3 separate regions of the Homo sapiens genome follow, and all the other regions are linked to region 1. The links are chromatin contacts, found by Hi-C or POLR2A ChIA-PET in ENCODE. All regions are on one chromosome and are shown on one strand. Each heading gives the region's core, a stretch centred on a gene start or an enhancer-like site at or near the end of the contact. The rest is flanking DNA. Distances are from core to core; before and after follow the strand shown.

The links. Hi-C counts contacts between places; a loop is a spot of excess contacts on that map. ChIA-PET counts read pairs that join two places held with the same protein, here RNA polymerase II (POLR2A). Pooled maps may share reads with other maps.
Region 2: a map of esophagus muscularis mucosa shows a loop between it and region 1 (2.5-fold over the local background). The contact joins two enhancer-like sites. A Hi-C loop is called at or near these places in 34 of 168 maps with a recorded cell type or tissue (B cell, CD14-positive monocyte, Caco-2 and 21 more), 7 of 37 single-sample maps with no recorded cell type and 27 of 50 pooled maps. POLR2A ChIA-PET finds 5 or more read pairs at or near these places in 8 of 52 experiments (GM10248, MCF 10A, OCI-LY7 and 4 more).
Region 3: a loop to region 1 is called in a map of aorta, with 12 times the contacts of the local background. The contact joins two enhancer-like sites. A Hi-C loop is called at or near these places in 4 of 168 maps with a recorded cell type or tissue (B cell, Calu3, aorta and 1 more), 4 of 37 single-sample maps with no recorded cell type and 12 of 50 pooled maps. POLR2A ChIA-PET finds 5 or more read pairs at or near these places in 8 of 52 experiments (BJ, GM12878, H1 and 3 more).

The regions. Positions count from the first base shown.
Region 1 is chr12:11,695,837-11,699,875 of GRCh38, reverse strand. All of the region lies in intron 1 of ETV6 (ETS variant transcription factor 6), which reads right to left. Among named protein-coding and RNA genes, the nearest start is that of ETV6, 48 kb to the right of the region's middle. Within about 2 kb of position 1,720, at least 2 of the 41 ENCODE cell types and tissues checked have a DNase peak (open chromatin) inside an H3K27ac peak, as active enhancers do.
Region 2 is chr12:11,659,370-11,663,408 of GRCh38, reverse strand. The region is part of intron 1 of ETV6 (ETS variant transcription factor 6); the gene reads right to left. Among named protein-coding and RNA genes, the nearest start is that of ETV6, 12 kb to the right of the region's middle. Within about 2 kb of position 1,793, at least 3 of the 41 ENCODE cell types and tissues checked have a DNase peak (open chromatin) inside an H3K27ac peak, as active enhancers do.
Region 3 is chr12:11,728,696-11,732,734 of GRCh38, reverse strand. All of the region lies in intron 1 of ETV6 (ETS variant transcription factor 6), which reads right to left. Among named protein-coding and RNA genes, the nearest start is that of ETV6, 81 kb to the right of the region's middle. RefSeq lists enhancers at 1,870-1,969, 2,210-2,319 and a silencer at 3,570-3,719. Within about 2 kb of position 1,799, at least 22 of the 41 ENCODE cell types and tissues checked have a DNase peak (open chromatin) inside an H3K27ac peak, as active enhancers do.

The sequences.
Region 1 (4,039 bases), core at 471-2,970:
CCAATGCATGACCTTGGCCCATTTGCACCTTTGCATCCTCCCTAGTGAATGAGGAGGGGGAACGCAGTATACTCGAAGGTCCTCCAGCTGGGAGGACCTTCCTACATTTTACATAACACAGAGGGTGGCCACAACATTTTGGGATGTGGGGCTGGGTCTGACCCAGAAGAGCATTTTCCTATCCTCTTTACCTCCATCCTACAGCTGCTCCATTCTATCACCCATGAAAAAGCTCAATAATCAACAAACCTTCTCCGCACTTTATTTCTCCTCTGTATTTATATATATTTTCAAGTATCCTGCAGGATAGCTCTTTGGGTTTCCACAAATATAGAAGAAACACACACACCCCTGCATTTTTTTACTCTAAAATTTCAGTTTCTAATTAAATCTTGTACATCCCTCATCAAGATCCATCTACATATAGTTTTATAGGCTGGAAAAATAGACCTATGCTGCCTTTTCCAGATGATTCGTGTTTTATGGAATAATAAAATGGGTAATGCTTAATTAAAATGAACATTTTTAAATGAATTAAAATGAGCAAGCTGTATTCTACCAATTTTGAAGAGTTTGCATGTTTTAGCTCTTGGATGTGTATTCAGCAAAACTGTTATCAATACATGCAAACCCCACTAAATTCTGGTTTCCTTCCATTTATCCTAGATGTCTTCAGAAAAATGAGAAAGCCTGGCTCAAGCAGAAAAGAAAGAATGTTGTCCTTTCATTTTATTAAAGCACTTTGAAAGGGGCAACCTATTACAATTATCCCTTTGCAATATTGCAGGAACTTAAGTATTTAACAAAAGATAGGAAGAATCCTGAACATGGCAGCATCGTGCTCTAATGGAGAGATCTTCAGAGTGCGATGATAGTGGGTTCTGGAATCTGCCTGTGTTCAAATCTGGGCTGTGCACTTTCTGTCTGTGAACTTTAGGCAGGTTACATAACCTCTCTAATCCCCAACTTCCCTACCTGTTAAATAGTTTAGTAGTAGTAATACCTAACTCAGAGGGTTGTGCTAAGAACTAAACAAGAATGTACTGACATGAAGCTCTTAGCACAGTGCCTGGCACAATTAATAAATTGTTATTCATCAATTTATATTGTTCAATGCAACCACCAGCTCAATCTCAGGCATTTCATTCAGCCTTTTTGGATCTATCTTGGTTCTCCCTACTTCTATCTTACAAAGGTATTAGGGGAAAAATTGAGGTCACACCTATAAAGAAATATGAGCTACAGGAAAACATTAAACTCCCTTGCTAGTTGTTGAAGGAGCAGGCTGCCATGTTGTGGGTGTCTAGGTTGGGAGGCCCACATAGTATGGAACAGAGGGAAGCCTCCAACCAACAGCTAGTAAGAAACTAAAATCCTCTGTCCTACAACCACAAGGTACTAAATTCTGCTAACAAAGTGGGTTCTTCCTCAGTCAAGCCTCAGATCAGAACACAGCCCTGGCTAACACATTAATTACAGCCTTCTGAGACCCTTTGCAGATGACCCAGGTAAACTGTGTCCAGATTCTTGACCCAAAGAAACTGAGATAAGAAATGAATGTTGTTTTAAACCACTAAATTTGTGGCAGTTTGTTATGCAGCAATAGAAAACTAATACTAATGCAGATGTTAGGAATGCAAGCAGACCCACATGGTACAAAATACACACGTATTTCTATGATTTAATACCATGCTGTAGTGATTCAGCCTTCCTGGAACCTGTGGCAGGGAAGGACAGGAAACTAAGGACAGATACTTAGAAGAGTCAGTGGTAAAAACATATTCTCCATAGTAATGGGGTATGGAAAAAGAGTAATAGTTTTCTATGGTATTTCATCAAACAAGGAACAACCAGAGGTTTTTTTAAATTTTTTTTGTTTTCAATTTATTTTCAAATTAGGCAAGTCAGCCTTTTCTGGATGCCAAATAGAACAAGAGATTTCGTCAAGTCCAAATCCTCTTGCCAAATTGCATTACCTTATGGGCATGATTGGAAATCTCTCGGGGCTTAGTTATGGGAAGGATTCACAAGTCAGATGCCCAGATTAGACAGCCCACATGCAACTTAGTTCACATTAAATACACTCATCCAAACCAGGAGATAGGAAACTTTTGTGAAGATGTGGATTCTGCCTTCATTTTTTAATTAATTACTCCTCTCACAAATGGATATGCTACACTACTCAGACACTTTTCCATTGCTCTTACAGTAACATCCCCTGCCCTTTTATCAGTATCCCCACTTAAACTTACACCCCTAAATTCTTAATCAGTCTGAGGCCTTCTTAAGCATTTTTCACAGAATTAGGAAACTTAAAAAGTAAGACAGGTCCTTGGAGATAATCTTGGTCATATTCTCTAATTTTACCAGAGAAATTGCAAGGCCCACAGAAGTCAAATGAGTGACTCAAGCTTAAAAGCAGAATCCTTTTACAACCTTTAAGCCGTTTCTTGAGAACGGAGATGAGGAGTATGTTTCTCCCTTAACCTTCCCTTTCAACTTTTCCTGCACCTGTCTGTTCAGATGCCTGCAGCCTCTGCTAAGTACCTCCTCTGACTGGGAAGCATTTCTGTGAAGTTACAACCACGAATGGAGGAGTTCTCGGGTGGCTCCTGTGTAGCTTACAGGCTATGGTGACATTCAGGACCCATCAAGTTTCTGCCATTGCTGTCAGTCCCCAAGAAATTTCAGCCAAGTCATGGCAACAAAATAAATGATCGACTCCACTGCCTAAGTGATGAGTTAAGGCACAGTGTAGTCACAATCTATGTAATCCATGTAGATTCACTGATTGCAGCTTAGGGAAAAAGACAGGAAGGAAATCTATTCATTTAAATTTAACAATTATTTACAGAAGTATTACCTACAATTTTTCTATAACTTATCTATCTGTTCAACAAACACTGAATATCAATCATGTGTCAGCCAAATTGCTACTAGAAATAAAAAGATGATGTAAGAAATAGTCTCTGCCCTCAAGGAGTTTGCATTCTAGTGAGGAAATACAATATTTAGTAATTATAATAAGGAACTTATTTATTTTTATTATTATTTTTTTGAGACAGAGTCTTATACTCTGTTGCCCAGGCTAAAGTGCAGTGGCATGATCTCAGCTCACTGCAACCTCCATCTCCCGGGTTCAGGCAATTCTTCTGCCTCAGCCTCCTGAATAGCTGGGTTTACAGGCCCCTGCTACCATACCCAGCTAATTTTTGTATCTTTAGTTGAGATGGGGTTTCACCACTTGCCCAGGCTGGTATCGAACTCCTGACTCAAGTGATCCTCTTGCCTCGGCTTCTCAAATGCTGGGATTACAGGTGTGAGCCACTGCGCCTGGCTGGGAACCTATTTATTGAGCATTTACTATGGGCCAGGTGGGTTATTGGTACTTTAGATGGATTAACTCCCTTAGTTTTTATTGCAACTCCATGAAGTAGGCACTATTTTAATCCCTATTTTACTCACAAGAAAACTGAAGTACAGAATGGTTAAGTAACTTGCCCGAAGTTCATGTATTCATTGTTTTAACAATGATCTGCCTACCACTCTAGGCACAGCTCTATGTGCTGGGAATAAAGCAGTGACAAACAGATGAAAATCACTGTTCCCATGGAGTGTACGTACTAGTGGAAGGAGAACAAACATTAAGAAACAAGTAAAAATCAATATCAGAGACTGACAAGTGCTATACAGAAAAAAGAAATAAAAACTCTTGAAACTTTGAGTTACTCATCACTGAGGTTTCTCCTGTGTGATGTGTGCTGCACGTGTTAATAAACTCTCTATTTTTCTCCTGTTAATTTATCGTTTTGCTAATCTTATTTAGAGGAAAAAGTTTCTTTTTTTTTTCCCTACACCTATCATCTCCCCTCCCCAGGCCTTAGGGGTCCTCATCTCTAAAATGAAGGAATTAGACCACAGGAACTGCAAGAGGCTTGGTAATTCTAATATTCCATGAGTCGATGATTAGGAAGAAGAAAGATGTCACTGGTGATATGGAAAAAGCCAACTGAACATGCTAAGCGCTGCTGACCGCATG
Region 2 (4,039 bases), core at 544-3,043, 37 kb after region 1:
TAAATGCAGGACGGTGCCCAAGAAAGCACAAGCCACTCCAGATAGGCCTGACTAAAGCTAAAAATAGCCCATAAAGGCATTGTGTCAGCTGCCCTCTCGCTGTCCTCCCTAGAGCGTGCTAATTCTAACCTCCAGTGTTGGTGCTTAAGCTTGAGCCTTTGGTAGCTGTACCTAGGAACCGTTCCCTAATCCAGGAAGCTACTTTCTAGGTGTTGGAATATGCAGAAATCGTTCAACGCACTGCAATTATTAGTCCATTCATGCACACAAATGCAGATAGAGACTGAACCTGAAATTGTGCATTTTCTCCTAAAGCCTGCCATTTGTGCCCTGGGGCACTAGGACCAGCGGAGAGATGTCCCTTTTGGCAAATGGTATAACAGAAACCTCTCAAGTGCTAAGCATGCTCAACTGCCCAAGAACCACCCAGCCAACAGGACTAACTCTTGCCTTACCCTGGCTGGTGTGCAGCAAGAAGTTTCTCAAAGAAGCACAATCTTGTCCACACAGACCCCACTTGAGGTCCCAAAAGATTAAAGGGAGTGCACTCTCATAATATGAGACCCTAGGAAGAATCACAGACACCAATTTGGGGACCAGGGCTGCGAAGAAAATTCTTTCCAATTATCTATTTGGCATTTAGTCTGGCAGAAATATGTGCATAAAGGAAGAGTAACTGGGTTTTCCCAAACTCAGCCCTGCAAGTCATCCAAAAGTGCACCCAAATAAGAAATAGGCTGGGGGTTGTGAACTCACATTCACCTATAACCTACATATAAGCCAACCAAGAGGCAGAAGACTCTATTCTCATCCACCCACACCTCCTCCATGGTGAACCTTCAAAGACCACAGCTGAAATGAAAATGTACACAGACCAACTTTCCCTTAAATCAGACTGTTCAACATGATGGCTAACAACGAACGCACACACAGGCATTCCCCCTAGTTCGGAGAAGCTCCATTTGGCCATTTTACCAAGTTTTTCAAGACAGAGAAATTCTCAGAAGAACTGGCTAGTGACTGTCAGAAGAATGTTAGTGATTTGTGCCACTGGGCCCACCTCTTCCCTCTTTGCTGCAATAACAAGGCCTTTCAGTGGGACCTGCTGGCTCACCTACCTTTCTTCCTTCTTGCATTTTTAAGGTTTTTTGTTTTTTTCCACTCTGGGGCCTTATCCCACATCTCTCCCAGCAGGGCAAACTGCCTTGCACCCAAAAGATAAGTAAATATACTTGCTGTCTATGTCAGTGGCTCCTTGTTCATTTTCTAAGGGTAGATGGCTTCAAAAAGATAAAGTGTTGGGAAGGGTGGGAACATGCAAGACAGGTGTACTACCAGGTGCCCTACTTGAGATGTTACCTAACACCGAGGTCCTTTTGCTCATTGCCCTGCCTGTCTCGGCGAAAGTTAAAGATACTCTTACAGCACGCTGCAAAAGATTAGAGGATCATCACCCCAGCCTTGCTGTGCTCGCCAACATTCCCCCTGGATTCCATTGTGTTCCAAAGCCACATCTGACCTACAGCTGACTTCTGCCTGCAGAGGAGCACACCCTCATCTCCTCACTCACAGCCCTGCCAGACACAAGGAGCCTCAGAAATGCAAAGAGGCAGAACACAAAATTCAGAAAGGGAGCCTTTGTTTCTTTGGTTCTCTGAAGGAAAACACTCTTACCTCACCAACAGGTATGCTCTCTCCTTCCACCTCACCCGAAAGTATCAGCGTCAGCAGATGAAGGGAAGGACTAAATGGCACAAAATCAAAGGAGCTGGCTGTTGTCCAGGGGACTGGAGGTGTAGTCAGCCAAATCAGGTCATTCAGGTCTCAAAGTCGGGGAGAACAGGAGACTTACCCAGCCTGAAGAATCTGTCACCCAGACTTTATCCCCAAAACAACAACTCTCCTACTGGGTTCACCCCACTTTGAATAAAGACCAGATCAAAAGGTACAAAGTGAGAGTGTCCTGCTGTTCCCAGCCATTGCTGGCCATTAGTGGCCGTCAAGACCTATTAGTCAGGAGAGTGACGGGTCTCAAAAGTGCAAAGCACCAGTCAAGTGAACTCATGACACGGATCTTTAAAATCTCCCAGATCTCAAGTCAAAATGAGGACAAAATGGCTGGGCACAGTGGTTCATGCCTATAATCCTAGCAGTTTGGGAGGCCGAGGTGGGAGGATCACTTGAGCCCAGGAGTTCTGAGAGCAACCTGGGCAACAAAGCAAGACCTCGTCTCCACAAAAAGTTTTTTAAAAAAGTAGCCAGGCAAGGTGGTGCACCTGTAGTCCTAGCTACTCCAGAGGCTGAGGCAGGAGGATCACTTGAGCCCAGGACTTTGAGGTTACGGTGAGCTATGATCACGCCACTGTAGTTCAGCATGGGTGACACAGCAAGACCTTAAAGAAAAGAGGATACAGCAATTACAAAATGCACCACGGATCCAATCCTTCAGATGTGCCATTTTTCCAAAACCTGTCACAGGGACTTGGGTTATGAGTATCCAAAGAGGCCCAAAGAAAAAGAACTCACCTCTGTCCCTTTGGGTGCCTGGTCTGTGATCCCAGGTCAATACATGAAAATAATTAGCAAAACCACAGAGGTGAGCCAAGAGACACTACCATGAGGCTTACTCTAGCAGGAGTCTGATTTGATGGCCAAGGGCAGTTTGGGAAAGACAAATGGTCTGGAAATAACAACCAGCAATAAACTTGAGAGAAGTTTCCTTCCCTAGTCTGAGTTCTTTAAAGCAGTTAACAAAAGAGCTTAGCAAATTCCCACCATGTCCCCCATCTCCCTTTTTTTTTTTTTTTTTTGAGACAGAGTCTCACTCTGTCGCCCAGGCTGGAGTGTAGTGGCACAACCTCAGCTGACTGCAACCTCCACCTTCCAGGTTCAAGAGATTCTCCTGCCTCAGCCTCCCGAGTAGCTGGGATTACAGGCACCTACCACCACACCCGGCTAATTTTTGTAGTAGAGACAGGGTTTCACCATGTTGGCCAGGCTGGTCTTGAACTCCTGACCTCAGGTGATTCACCCGCCTCGGCCTCCCAAAGTGCTGGGATTACAGGCGTGAGCCACCACGCCCCGCCCCATCTCCCTTTTTATGAAGTCTCCATAATACTTCCTCCTGTATACCCTAGTGCAGATCTACTTGTCCACATATTAGTCACTAGGCTTGAGACCATACTTATTCTAAATTGTCTCTTTGATTTTTTTTGTTGATATATAATAGTTGTACATATTTTGGGGGTACATGTGACATTTTGATATCTGTGCAGATGTGTAATGATCAGATCAGGGTAGCTGGCATATCTATTGCCTCAAACATTTTTCTTTTGTGTTAGGAACAGTACAATTCTTCTAGTTATTTTGAAATACACAATAAATTGTTAACTCTAATTTCCCTATTATACTAATGAATACTATAACACATTCCTTCTATCTAGCTGTATTTTTGTGCCCCTTCGCCAACTCCTCTTCATCCCTTGAACTTGATTCTTCATTAGAGACCCCGGCACTCTTCCAGGCCACACCTGCAAGTGAGGTGGGCAGCTCTGGGCCCTCCCTCTTCCTTCCTCACCTCTTAGCAGTGCCAGAACTTCCCCTGCCACAACCCAGATTCACACTTTCACCAGGGAAACAAGAGAAAGTACTGGGGGAATGGTTAACTTCAGAGACAGGCTGTTCTCTGGGGTTCGATTTTTTAAATTACGAGCCTTACTTCTATCTGTAGCTCATTTTTTCCAGGAAATGCTTTAGAGTCTGCATGTCATCTTTGGTTATGGCAATCTTACGTATAGGGGACGTAAGTGAAGCAGGATTACTGACCTCATCAAAGAGATAAGTCCTAAGAAAGATAAAGTTACACGGCCTGTCATAACCCAAGGGAGAGGGGACAGGGCAGCTGAGAAGAAAATCACAAACTTCCACTTGTGGTTTCCAGGAGAAGATCAGAGGAGCAGTTTCTCTCCAAACCTAAACTCTTGCTTCAAGAGTATTAAGTAGCCCACACTTATTGCATGGTGGTAGGAGGGACAGGTGG
Region 3 (4,039 bases), core at 550-3,049, 33 kb before region 1:
CAGAACAAGGGTTGTTCTTGGTCCTCTAGAGGCAGAAGGAGGACGGGGTGGTCTGTGTGTCGGATGTGGCCAAGCTGGAGCACCAAGGAAGCCCCCAGCCCTGACAAAGCAGCACATTCAAACGACACAGTGCACGATGGCAGAAAAAGATGGGGTGGGATACAATGGGGGGAAACTCCCCAAGTCGGTGAAAAGGTTTGTACTTGAAGGACAACGTCCTTCTCCAGAGTAGAGCTTACTAAAGGAGATGCATCCCATTTTCTTTTTGAACCTCTCCTGCTTTCTACTTCCAGCTTCTTTCCTCCTGGTAAGTTTGGGCAGGAAGGGGCCTTAGAAATTGAGACCAGCATCCTCATTTTTCAGATGAAAAACCTGAGATCAACAGAAATATTTGAGATCACACTTCTTGTTTCGGAAATCAGGTAGTTAGCAGTTCTTGTTTTCGTTTTTCACCATATAGTGCAGTAAAGGGGAAAAGGGTAGACAAAAAAACAAGAAACCAGAAATATTACTTTGCAGAGACATTTCCACGTACCTCGAACTGCACTAGTTCTGCGACTGTGTGCTCAGTGTTGTCTTCTACCAGGTGATGCTAAAGATTTGCACTGAGCCATGCACACACTGCTGTCTAGGTCAATTCTTAAGGTAGCTGCCTAGATTTAAGGTAAGGACTGCAGGGTGGAACATCTTCTCTTTATGCAGAGCTACCTGAACTGGTCGCCTTCTTGGGTGACCCAACCATGCTGGTTTGTCTGGGACTGAAGGGGTTCCGGGGATGTGGGGTTTTCAGTACTAAAACTGAAATCCCAGGGAAACTGGGACAAGCCGGTTACCCTACTGCCTTCAGTAGGATCACATTTTCAACTGAGCTAATACATACAGACAGACAAAATGCATTTAGCTGGAAGTTTTAGCTGGTAGAATACCAGCTAAATGGTAGTTAACATTTTAATTTTTTAAGAAAATTAGCAAGATGCAAATTAATGACTATGAAGGGCTTTGAGCCCTTGGGGAGGAAGGTATTCTCAAAGTAGGAAGTGTTAAGTTCATAAAAGAAACAATATGAGAAGGCAGTGGGGCTTTTTCATACCTAACAAGTATGACTAAACCTGTAAACACTTCCTGTTCCGTCCCATGTTTTTCTGAAATTCGCTTTTCCTTAAAGGCCAATAAGACAGAAGAAAAAAAATTATTCTTTCTCTTCTCTTCTTAAGAATAACAGTGGGAAATTTCAAACCTCCAAAGACGTCTAAAAGTTTAATAAGCTCTTGCTTTTATATATAAATATTAAGGAGAAACAAACAACACTCACTTTTCTCCATAAGCATCCTGCATTCTTACTACATGAAATTTTGAGTACGTAGAAAACCATCTGATCAGGGAAGACAAATACTCACACTTAAGTAGCACTGACTTACTCCTCCACCTAGTTATATTTTCAATACAAAAATTTTTGCTTTAATTAAACACTGTGTTAGGTGCTGACAATGCAACACCGAATAAGAAGGACATACCTTTATTTCATACATCACAGTATCCTAAAGATCAAAACCTGCCTTTCTAGACTTAGTCATGACTCTTCTTATTGCAGTGGAGAAAGAGGGCTGCCCCTAACAGCAAAGCTCACACTTAAAATCATTTCTCCCCAGCAGCACTTCCCATTCACAAAGAGCAGTGCTACAAAAGGCAGCCTCACTTTCACCTGTTCTGGGTCACCAACTACACTGGAGGGGCTTGGCCTAGAATCGGGTAGAGGGGATGTGAAACCAAGGAGGGGGTTACACTGGGGAACATGTCACTGGGCCTCTACTCACAGAAACAGCTTAAAGCCACCTGTACCCACATTTGGGAAACGTGTGTCTCTGGTCTCCTGGAGGCATAAATTGAACATTATAATATTCTAGGGAAGAGCAAACAGCAACCCACTGAGGGGTCTTGGGCCATGGGAAAGTCTTCCATTCCTCTACTTCTGCTCTAAAGGGTTGATTGTTGTACACTCCAAAGCAAAAGAGGAAAATCAAACCCAGCTCAGAAGTCCGCCCACATTCTGCGGTGGAGAGAGTTGCCAAAACCATTCTCTGCACCTGTAGGATGAAGTCGCAGGTTCACAGAGCAGGGACAACTGTCAGATGTCCACCCCGCAACATGGCTCCCTCACAGGAGAGTCCACAGTTATGGACCTAGGTTCTCTGCTGGGCTGCGCTGGACAACCCGTCCTTAGAACTCTAAATCCTGCCTTTGCACAGGCTTCCTTGGAGCTCTCTGAGGCCTTGGTGACTTGCACCTTTGTGCACACTACAATTGGCTTCCTTGAGCTTGGCAACCCCAGAGCAGCAGCCTCATTGGACTTCTGTTTGTACAGGACTTGTCAAGCAGGTTATGCTGCTTTTCTGCCACCTTTCTTTCCAGACACCTCTAAAATGTAAAGTTATCAGGAAATAAGAGAGGGATAAGGTTTTCTCACCACAATCCCAGAGGCCTACAAAGGCTGCCTAGACCGTGGGCTTTGCTGAAGGCCTGCTGCTGGTCTCTTAAATGGTGAGGCATGTTTTTTAAGGATTGTAGAGGAAGAGTTGTCAAATATAAGGTCAGAGTCAAATGCACTGTGTTTCTATCATTACTGCTGGCCTCTTTACAGAGGGAGTAAAATGCACCCCTCGACGCTGGCAGCAAGTCCTCTGGTTGCATCAATAATTTTCGCTTGCACAGAAAAATCCCCCAGTAACGCATAGATGGTCATGAACTCCCCTTTCTATTTTGCAGACCTAGAAAGCGTGGTAGAGAGAAATTAAATGCCTTTGTGAATCAGCAAAAAACACATAGGGATAAAACCCAGGACAGCTGGTCTACCTGCTTTAACCCATGCATTCAGCACACCATGGGGAAAATAGTTATTTTTTCACTACAAAAGAGGTGACCTTCTACTTCAGACATGTAAGATAAAAAAATTTTTTAAAGATACGGTTGTTTTGTTGAGAGAACAATCAATAAAATAGTAATGCCCAGTACAGTTTTATCCAGAGGTCAAGGTAGTATCTAACCAAGGTCAAGACTGTATTGAGTCAAGAGTTCAAAGGCCACTATCTTCCCCATAGTATGAGTCAGTCAAACTGAGATTGCTTCAAGGTTAAGGAAGGAATCATCAAATTGCCAACAGTCATACCAAACAGGACAGGGAAATTGGCTATTCCTGTCACATCTCCTTTCCATTAATTATTAAGTAGTTGACTTAGGGAGCAACCCTCTCAGATTCGGGGAGAGTCCATTTATGAGACATGAACTCAAATCTACCACACAGCAGCCCAGTCCCCCCCACCTGATCCCACATGGCTGCCTGGCAGTTCTAAGGGGCTTCCAAAAAATTCTCCAGTTAAAGGCACAAAACCTTTGAACAGGCCTTCAATTCTAGTGCTCCCACCCAGATGAGACTACTCAGGAGTTGAGATAAAATCCTGAAAACATGGGCAAAGTTCAACTGACAGCTGCCCCTTCTAGGCCACGAACTGGCACACCTGGCCAGTTGGCAACGGTTCCTTCCTTCAGCAGATCTTACCTGCCTGAGCAGGAAACGGTGATAAGGCTAAAGCTAGTTCATGTTGACTGTCACGCTTTCTCACACTTGAGCAGAGCCCAATTTAGAAATAGCCTTAAACTGTTGCTTCAGTTCAGTATGTCACAGAGCCATCAAAAATAATAGAGAATGTATGTCAAAGTGTTTTGTAAGCTGTAAAGCCCAACCTACCGTAGTACATATTATCATTTTGATATTAAATAATGCTAAAGAAGAATATTAAATTGTAAATAAACATTGATAACTATGGAACCATGTAGGTATACGGCTAAAGACTTGAAGTCAGATACGGGTAACTGGTAACTATGCAAAAAGGCTCAATTAGAAAAAAATCTTTTCAGGTGGTTTAAACATTTAATGAACAATAAAGTGTAAATGGTTTCCTTTAATTATAGATGTCTATGATCCAATTCAATAGTGAAGCTAATGTCATAAATCTTAACCTGAAGGGGATTTCTAGGTAGATTT